Linked DNA regions of Homo sapiens: region 1 is linked to region 2. The links are chromatin contacts, found by Hi-C or POLR2A ChIA-PET in ENCODE. All regions are on one chromosome and are shown on one strand. Each heading gives the region's core, a stretch centred on a gene start or an enhancer-like site at or near the end of the contact. The rest is flanking DNA. Distances are from core to core; before and after follow the strand shown. Region 1 holds the start of GTPBP3 (GTP binding protein 3, mitochondrial). Region 2 overlaps FCHO1-AS1 (FCHO1 antisense RNA 1).

Region 1 (4,225 bases), core at 5-2,504, 400 kb after region 2:
GGTCTCATGCAGGGGTTGCACAGATGGGGTCTCTGAGGGAGAGAATGGACAAATGGGGGACTTGCTTTGGTGAGGGTCTCGGCCCAGCCACGGCAGAGGTGGCCCAGCTCTCCGTCCAGCTGCCTGAGGGCCTGCCGCCGCTGCGCCTCTGTTTCCGCGTGGATAAGGTCCGCCAGCCCCTCCACTTCGGTCAGGTTCAGCTTCCCATTGGCGAACGCCCGTCTGGTGAACTCGCCTGCCTCCGCCGGTCGAAGCCCTGGCACGCTGCCTGCAGGAAGGTCCCAGTCTGACACCCCCTGGTCCCCACCCAGGCCCATTGGGAGGACCAAGCATCTCACCCAACGCTGCAACTCACCCAAGGCCTGCAGGACGCCGCTCACCACTGCCGGGCCTCCATGCACGTGGAACTCCACGCAGTCCTCACCGGTGAAACTCTGGGGACCTAATGTGACAGACAGGTGACAGGAGGACAGCACAGCCAGTGCAAACCCTTGGAAGGGGGAAACTGAGTCATGGGACCTACAGGAGGCTCGGAACCTGGGGACCCTCACCTGGGAACCAGAGCACCAGTGCGCGGTCCAGAGGCTCCCCGGAGCGGGGATCGCTGAGCAGGCGCAGGCTGGCGTGGCGAGCAAGGGGCAGGTCTCGGGGTGCTGTGAGAATTCGGAGGGCGTGGCCGCTGGCGGGGCCGCTGGTCCGGATCACTGCGATGCCGCAGCGGCCTTGGCCAGAGCTTAGCGCGAAGATGGTGGCGCCGGAGCCGGGGGCTGGTGCGCCGCTGCTCCGGCGCGTGCACAATCTGGAACCGGAGGGGAGGCGAATCAGCGCACCTGGGAGGCTCAGCCTCAGTGTCAAGTAGACCGAGGGCTCGATGATCGCGAGATGCTCCAGGTGGGGGGGTTCTGCGGCTGGGGGATGCACAAATTGGATGTTCTGAAGGCCGAAGGGTGACCGGATTAGGGACTGTGAGGCCAGAAGGAGACCCAGATATGGGCTCTGCCGCAAGGGTCATGAACGATTGAGGCACGGAAGAACGCGAATGATTGCTCTGCCGCAGGGAATTGGGCCCCTAAAACCCAGGGAGTGGGTCTGGGGTCCAAGCAGCACCCCAAGCTGTCGCACCCCTTCCCCTGTAGCCCCACCTGCGAGGCCCACGTGCCGCTTGGGCCGCCAGGGTCCAAAGCCCCCGCCACATGGATTTACAACCTGCGACCCGCCTGCCCGACCTGCCTGTGTGGCTTCAAGTCTGGGCAGGGGGCCCCGCCCACTCCGCGGCTTGACTAGTAAAGTGCTCAACTATTCTCGACCACCATTGGGTATCTTAGGATACGTCCTGCCCACCGTCTGAAGATACTCGCTTCCATTGGCTGGTGCAAGGGAGAGCGGGAGCGGGAGGCGGTATGGAGGTAGGTGTAGCGAAATGTTGTTCCCCGGGCAACATGAGACCAAATTTTTAGGGTCCTAGCGCAGCGAGGCTGACAATAGGAATAAGGAATGGAAGAAAGGACAGAGTTTGGCACAGGGCAGTGCAAATTACAGCGAGGGGAGGTTTTGAGTCCCGCATTTTCCATCTGCTCACTCCGCAGCCTTAGGCGTGGCAAGGACCTATGTGCGTTCAGTTTTCCCGTTCAAGAAAGGAGGGACTACACCTCTTTACGTTCAGGTTCAGACCGGAAACTCAGAGCATCTCGGTGACCGGGAGGGACGAGTACTGGAGAACCCACGCCCTGATCCAGGGAAAATCTTGCCCGAACTTCTGGAAAGAGTCCTACTTGCTTTTTCCGGAACTCTCCAGATTCTCTCCCCTCCCCAGCGTTCCCTTCTGCCGTTCCCTCGGCTTCGGATGCCCTTCCTCATTTGACAAACTCGTCTTCAAGGCCTAGCTCCAAGATCCCCTCCTCCAGGAAGTCTTCCTGGAACCCCCAGCACAGCCCTCTCTCCACTGTGGACTTCCTTGGCTCTCTGTCTCTCTGGTCCAGGTCTGCACCTGCAGAGCCAAGTGTCCGGTCAGTCTCTGGCTCCCCGAAAGCCAGAAAGGGGAGCCTCGGAGATTGCTTTCAGGTTAACCCAGGACAGCACTGAAACTCGGAATAAAGCGCTGATGGTGGAATTCCAGGCACTGGCTGGGCGGGGTCTCCGGGAGCGCCTTCGCATGGCGGATTCTCTGGTTCTGGATCAGAGCGGGCGGGCGGCGCACTTGCGTGTTAAGAAAAATCTGTCTGACAGAATAGAGTTCTAATACCCCCTTACCTCGCCCTGCTCAATATTTTTATTTACTTTATTATTTTATTTTATTTTATTTTTGAGACAGGGTCTCACTCTGTCGCCCAGGCTGGAGTGCAGTGGCGCGATCACGGCTCTTGCAACCTCCAACTTTTGGGCTCAAGGGATCCGCCCGCCTCAGCCTCCTGAGTAGCTGGAACCACAGGCGCGAGCCACCATGCCAGTCTAACTTTTCGGTGTTTCTTTTTGTTTGTTGTTTTTGTTTGTTTGTTTTGTTTTCGTTTTTTTGGTGGAGACGGGGATCTCACTACGTTGCCCAAGCTTTTTTTTTTTTTTTTTTTTTTTTTTGAGACGGGGTCTCGCTCTGTCGCCCAGGCTGGAGTTCAGTGGCGCGATCTAGACTCACTGCAACCTCCGCCTCCCAGGTTCAAGCGATTCTCCTGCCTCAGACTCCCAAGTAGCTGGGACTACAGGCGTGCGCCACCATGCCTGGCTAATTTTTTGTATTTTTAATAGAGACAGGGTTTGGCCATGTTGGTCAGGCTGGTCTCGAACTCCTTGCCTCAGGTGATCTACCCGCCTTGGCCTCCCAAAATGCTGGGATTACAGGCGTGAGCCACTGCGCCCGGCCGAGGCTTTAATATTTTAAGTTGTAAAATAGGAACAAATGATGACATATTTATATTTCATCTGCCATTCTCTAGTTGTTACATCTGTAACAAGCTAGTTATTACATCTGTAACAAGCTAGTTGTTACATCTGTAACAAGCGTACAGCAAGCGCCTACTGTGTGCTCGCATTGAGAACCAGACCTGGCCCCTCGTTCCTACCCTCGCTGGGCTTTCAGTCTAACAGACTGAGCTACTCAGAATAGTCAGGGGTTGGCCAAATGCCAGGTAAAACCCAGGTCGCCCAGCTAAATGTGAATTTCAAATAAACAATGAATAATTTTTTAGTACTAGTATGTCCCATGTAGACATAGGACATAGAAACATTTATGTATGTATGTATATATATGTATTTGAGACAGGGTCTCGTTCTGTCGCCCAGGATGCAGTGCAGTGGGTGTGATCTCAGCTCACTGCAGCCTTGACCTCCTGAGCACAAGCGATTCTCCTGCCTCAGCCTCCCAAGTAGCTGGGATTACAGGTGCGCCCCGCCCAGCTAACATTTATTCTTTTATCTGAAATTTACATTTAACTAGACGGACTGTATTTTTATTTGCTAAACTTGACAACTCTATGGGATCCTCTCCGAGGTTACATCCTGAAGGGAGTCGGTGTTAACCGGACGAAGAGTGCATGAGGAGTGTTCTAGGCAGCCAAATGGTGCGTGCAAAGTTCCTAAGCAGGGCTTGCTGTAATTATGTATCACAGCCCTACTGGGGTGGTTGAAGTTATTGTCACCAGGAATCTTCCCCAACCGGCCCGCCCCTCCCACGTCCTCCCTTAGTCAACTTACGCCCATCTCACATTCCAAACAGCGTCTCCAGGGTCCGGAGTTTGCAGATGGGGAAACTGAGGCTCCGAGGCGGGGACCAGAAGAAAGCATGGGTGGGGACAAGTTGGAGAATGCACCATCAGTGCGGGCGGGGACCAGCAGCAGGGAGCGAGGTAGGCGGGCGAGAAGGAAACCCAGAAAACAACACGGGCGGAGACGCGAACCAAAGAACTAGGCGGGCGAACTCAGCTGAGAACCCTAGAGTGACGTGCATCGGGCCGGGAAGGAGAATCGAGGTTCGGCTCGGGCGGGGACGAGAAGCAGCGCTCGGGCGAGCGAGGACCGAGGCCGGCGCGGGCGGGCGCGGCCTTTGTCTCCTCCTCCCGCGCGCTCCGCGGCTGCACCGGCCCCATGAGCCCGCGGCTCCCCGTCGCCCGGGCCGTCCGTAGCCCCTGACCTGACCTGTCCTCGCCATGGCCGAGGCCGCCTCCGGCGCCGGGGGCACGTCCCTGGAGGGCGAGCGTGGCAAGAGGCCCCCGCCGGAGGGCGAGCCTGCAGCCCC
Region 2 (4,066 bases), core at 661-3,160:
CCTGTCAGGTGAGGTCTGAACTGCATCCACACTCCCCCAGACACTCCACTCCCAAGCCTGGGCCAGGGGAAACAGAGCTCAGAGAAAGCAAGCTACTCTTGGAAGTCACACAGCAAACACACGTCAGAGGCAGGACTTGACATGGGTGTGCTGGTACCACAGCTCACACCTGCCCTGGGCCCAGATCCCAAAGGATGCTGTAGGGGGTGGGGAGGACAGGATGACATAGGTCAGGCCTGTCTGGAGTGCCTGGGGCCGAACAGGCCAGGGAAGAAAACTCAGGGGTCCAGTTGCCAAAACAGCCCAAGGCTCCCTGCTCTTCCTGGAGGTTCAGGCCAACTTTCTTATTTCTGAGACTGGGGAAGAGGAGAAGCCCAGAGAGGTTAAGGAACATTCCCGAGGTCACCCAGCAGTGCTGCCAAGCTGGGGCACAACCAACATTTCCCAAGAACCTGGTGTGTGGGTACAGGTACTGGGTCCTGTCCTGGGCAGCGGGCACCCAGAAACAACCAAGATGGAGAGGGTGCAGCTCTCATGGGCTCACAGTTGGGGGAATCAATATAAACATATTGACATATAAACATATAAACAAGTAAGAGTCTGCTAGGGCTATGGATTAAAAGGAAATACAACAGGAAGATGTGCTGGTGGACAGGACGACACTTTATTTATTTATTTATTTATTTATTTATTTATTTATTTATTTATTTTGAGATGAAGTCTCGCTTTTGTCCCCCAGCCTGGAGTGCAATGGTGCGATCTCGGCTCACTGCAACCTCCATCTCCCGAGTTCAAGTGATTCTCCTGCCTCAGTCCCCTGAGTAGCTGGCATTACAAGCGCCCGCCACCACGTCCAGCTAGTTTTTGTATTTTTAGTAGAGACGGGGTTTCACCATGTTGGCCAGGCTGGTCTCAAACTCCTGACCTCAGGTGTTCCCAAAGTGCTAAGATTACAGGCGTTGAGCCGCTGCGCCCGGCCTTATTTATTTATTTTGAGACAGTCTCACTTTGTTGCCCAGGCCATCTCAGCTCACTGCAACCTTCACCTCCCAGGTTCAAGCGATTCTCCTGCCTTATCCTCTCGAGTAGCTGGGATTACAGGCACCCACCACCACGCCCGAATAATTTTTTTTTTTTTTTTTTGAGACGGAGTTTTGCTTTTGTCGCCCAGGCTGGAGTGCAGTGACGCGATCTCGGGTAACTGCAACCTCTGCCTCCCGGGTTCAAGTGATTCTCCTGCCTCAGGCTCCAGAGTAGCTGGGATTACAGGCGTGTGCCACCACGCCCCGCTAACCAGGTTGGTCAGGCTGGTCTCGAACTCCTGACCTCAGGTGAGCCACCCACCTCACCCTCCCAAAGCGCTAGGATGACAGGAGTGAGACACTGCATCCGGCCCTAATTTTTGTATTTTTAGTAGAGACGGGGTGTGACTATGTTGGCCAGGCTGTTCTCAAACTCCCGACTTCTGGTGATCCGCCTGCCTCAGCTTCCCAAAGTGCTGGGATGACAGGCGTAAGCCACCATGCCTGGCCAGGACACTTTTAAGAGAGGGAGTCAGGAAGGGTCCAGGCAGTGGACTAAGAGGTAGCAAGGAGGGCTACCTGGAGGAGGTACCATACCAGGCAGGGCTCCACCACGCCCTGCCCCATCACTGCCTCTCTCTGGGAAGAGCTGACATCTTCCCAGAAATGAGCTCTGGCCACGCCCCACCAGGACCTGGCACCCCCACCCCCACCCCTCTTCCACTGGCGGGCCTCTCCCAAGTCCACTTTAAGCCCGCTTCCCCTGCGTCTCCCCTCCCCCAGGGCCCCATGGGATTTGGTCCCAGCTGCTCAGTGAGGCCTCCAGGCAGCTGCCTCCCACACTCTTCCCCCTTTGCGGGGGCGTCAATGTCACCCTTCTCTCAGTTCCTCCAGCAAACCAGGCCTTTGCCTCTGCCGGTCCCTCCTCCAGGAGCACCCTTCCCCTTCCCTAATAAGGCTCACCCTTTTGCATCCTTGGGAAGCCTCCTTTAACCCCCAAGGCGGCAGCGCTAAAAGGCTTCCTCTGAGCCCTCGGGGTGCGCGTGCCACCTCCCCACACCTCACACCATGGGCTGTTGCTTCTTTGTGTTTCACTCGCCCACCTGACACTGTTTGCCCAGTGGGAGGAACTTCCAACAGTTTTTGTTTTTATTTTGTTTTGAGACAGAATCTTGCTCTGTTGCCCAGGCTGGAGTGCAGTGGTGCGATCTCAGCTTACTGCAACCTCTGCCTCCCAGGTTCAAGCAATTCTTCTGCCACAGAGTAGCTGGGATTACAAGACGTGCACCAGCACACCTGGCTAATTTTTGTATTTTTAGTAGAGATGGGGTTTCTCCATGTTGGCCAGGCTGATCTTGAACTCCTGACCTCAAGTGATGCGTCTGCCTCGGCCTCCCAAAGTGCTGGGATTACAGGCATGAGCCACTGCACCTGGCCTAAAAAGCTTTTTTGAGAGTCAACTGGCAAGGAGACAGTAGGCGAAGTTCAAATCTGTCTCTTCAAGCTGGAGCTTGGGGGCAGGTTTCATAGGCAGAGGGTTATCATGGGAGAGATACGGAAATGCAATGGGGGTGATATGACTGCATCACGTGCAGGGGCGATGATGTGTTTTTGGTGCTCAAGTCCACACTGCAGTAAACAAGGCACCGCCCTCCCCCTTTTATTTTTTGAGACAGGGTCTTGCTCTGTTGCCCAGGCTAGAGTGCAATGGCGAAATCACAGCTATCTGTAGCCTCAACCTCCGGAAGCTCAAGTGATCTTCCCACCCCAGCCTCCCAAGTAGCTGGGACTACAGGCGTATGTTACAACACACAGCTAATTTTTGTATCTTTTGTAGACGGGGTCTCACTATGTTGCCCAGGCTAGTCTCCAATTCCTGGGCATGAGACACCACACCCAGCTTTCTCTTTTTAATTTGGTCCCCATTCCTTTTTTTTTTTTTGAGATGGAGCCTCGCTCTGTCACCCAGGCTGGATCTCAGTGACGGTGGGATCTCAGCTCACTGCAATCTCTACTTCCTGGGTTCAAGCAACTCTCCCTGCCTCAGCCTCCTGAGTAGCTGGGATTACAGGTGCGCACCACCATGCCCCGTTAGTTTCTTTTGTATTTTTAGTAGAGACGGTTTCACCATGTTGGCCAGGCTCGAACTCCTGACCTCAGGTGATCCGTCTGCCTGGGCCTCCCAAAGTGCTGGGATTACAGGCATGAGTCACCACGCCCAGCATAGTCCCCATTCCTTGATCCGAGTACTTGGGTTCTACCTGTAGTTGACTTTTTCATTCCACCCAAGGGTTATGAATTGGGCATGCTTTGTTCATCTGTTAATGCTCCAGCGATATGTGACTTGCACCCTGGGGGTCCATTGCACTGAAAAACGACTCATCATTTTGTTACATTTTGTTACTAACAAAGCTGAACCAGATTGGACTGGTTCTATGTTTATACCACACCCATTTGTTGTAGTCTGTTCAGCCTACAACAAAGGAATTCAGTGGTCTGGACAGACTATATGGCTTACAATACCAACAAAGTTTATTCTTTGGCTTTTTTTTTTTTTTTTTTTTTTTTTCAGAGTCTTGCTCTGTCGCCCAGGTTGGAATGCAGTGGCACGATCGCCTCACTGCAACGTCCTTCCTCCCAGGTTTAAGTGATTCTCCTGCCTCAGCCTCCTCCTGAGTAGCTGGGATTACAGGCATGTGCCACCATGCCTGGCTAATTTTTGTATTTTTAGTGGAGATGGGGTTTCACTACATTGCCCAAGTTGGGGGTCTCGAAATCCTGACCTCAAGTGATCTGCCCACCTCAGCCTCCCAAAGTGCTGGGATTACAGGCATGAACCACCGTGCCCAGCCACCTTTTGCCTTTTAACTAGAGATTTCTGTCCATTTACAACATTTGTTGAAATGACTGGCAAGTTCTATGTACTCTCCTCATCTTAATAGAGACAGAAACACCATCTCTACTAAAATTACAAAAAAAAAGTTAGCTGGGCGTGGTGGCAGGCGCCTGTAGTCCCAGCTACTCGGGAGGCTGAGGCAGGAGAA

What was found. Hi-C counts contacts between places; a loop is a spot of excess contacts on that map. ChIA-PET counts read pairs that join two places held with the same protein, here RNA polymerase II (POLR2A). Pooled maps may share reads with other maps.
Region 1: a loop to region 2 is called in a pooled map, with 2.6 times the contacts of the local background. The contact joins the promoter of GTPBP3 here to the enhancer-like site in region 2. A Hi-C loop is called at or near these places in 5 of 50 pooled maps. POLR2A ChIA-PET finds 5 or more read pairs at or near these places in 2 of 52 experiments (activated CD4-positive, alpha-beta T cell and activated naive CD8-positive, alpha-beta T cell).

The regions. Positions count from the first base shown.
Region 1 is chr19:17,334,582-17,338,806 of GRCh38, reverse strand. GTPBP3 (GTP binding protein 3, mitochondrial) reads right to left here and starts at 1,254. Exons shown (of 9, transcript NM_032620.4): 1 at 1,143-1,254; 2 at 552-799; 3 at 356-442; 4 at 66-268. The coding sequence starts at 1,195. ANO8 (anoctamin 8) reads left to right here and starts at 3,952. Exons shown (of 18, transcript NM_020959.3): 1 at 3,952-4,225. The coding sequence starts at 4,137. RefSeq lists enhancers at 270-941, 942-1,613, 1,614-2,285 and a silencer at 4,010-4,225.
Region 2 is chr19:17,737,220-17,741,285 of GRCh38, reverse strand. The region is part of intron 3 of FCHO1-AS1 (FCHO1 antisense RNA 1); the gene reads left to right. Among named protein-coding and RNA genes, the nearest start is that of FCHO1-AS1, 12 kb to the left of the region's middle. RefSeq lists an enhancer at 1,923-2,423. Within about 2 kb of position 1,910, at least 5 of the 41 ENCODE cell types and tissues checked have a DNase peak (open chromatin) inside an H3K27ac peak, as active enhancers do.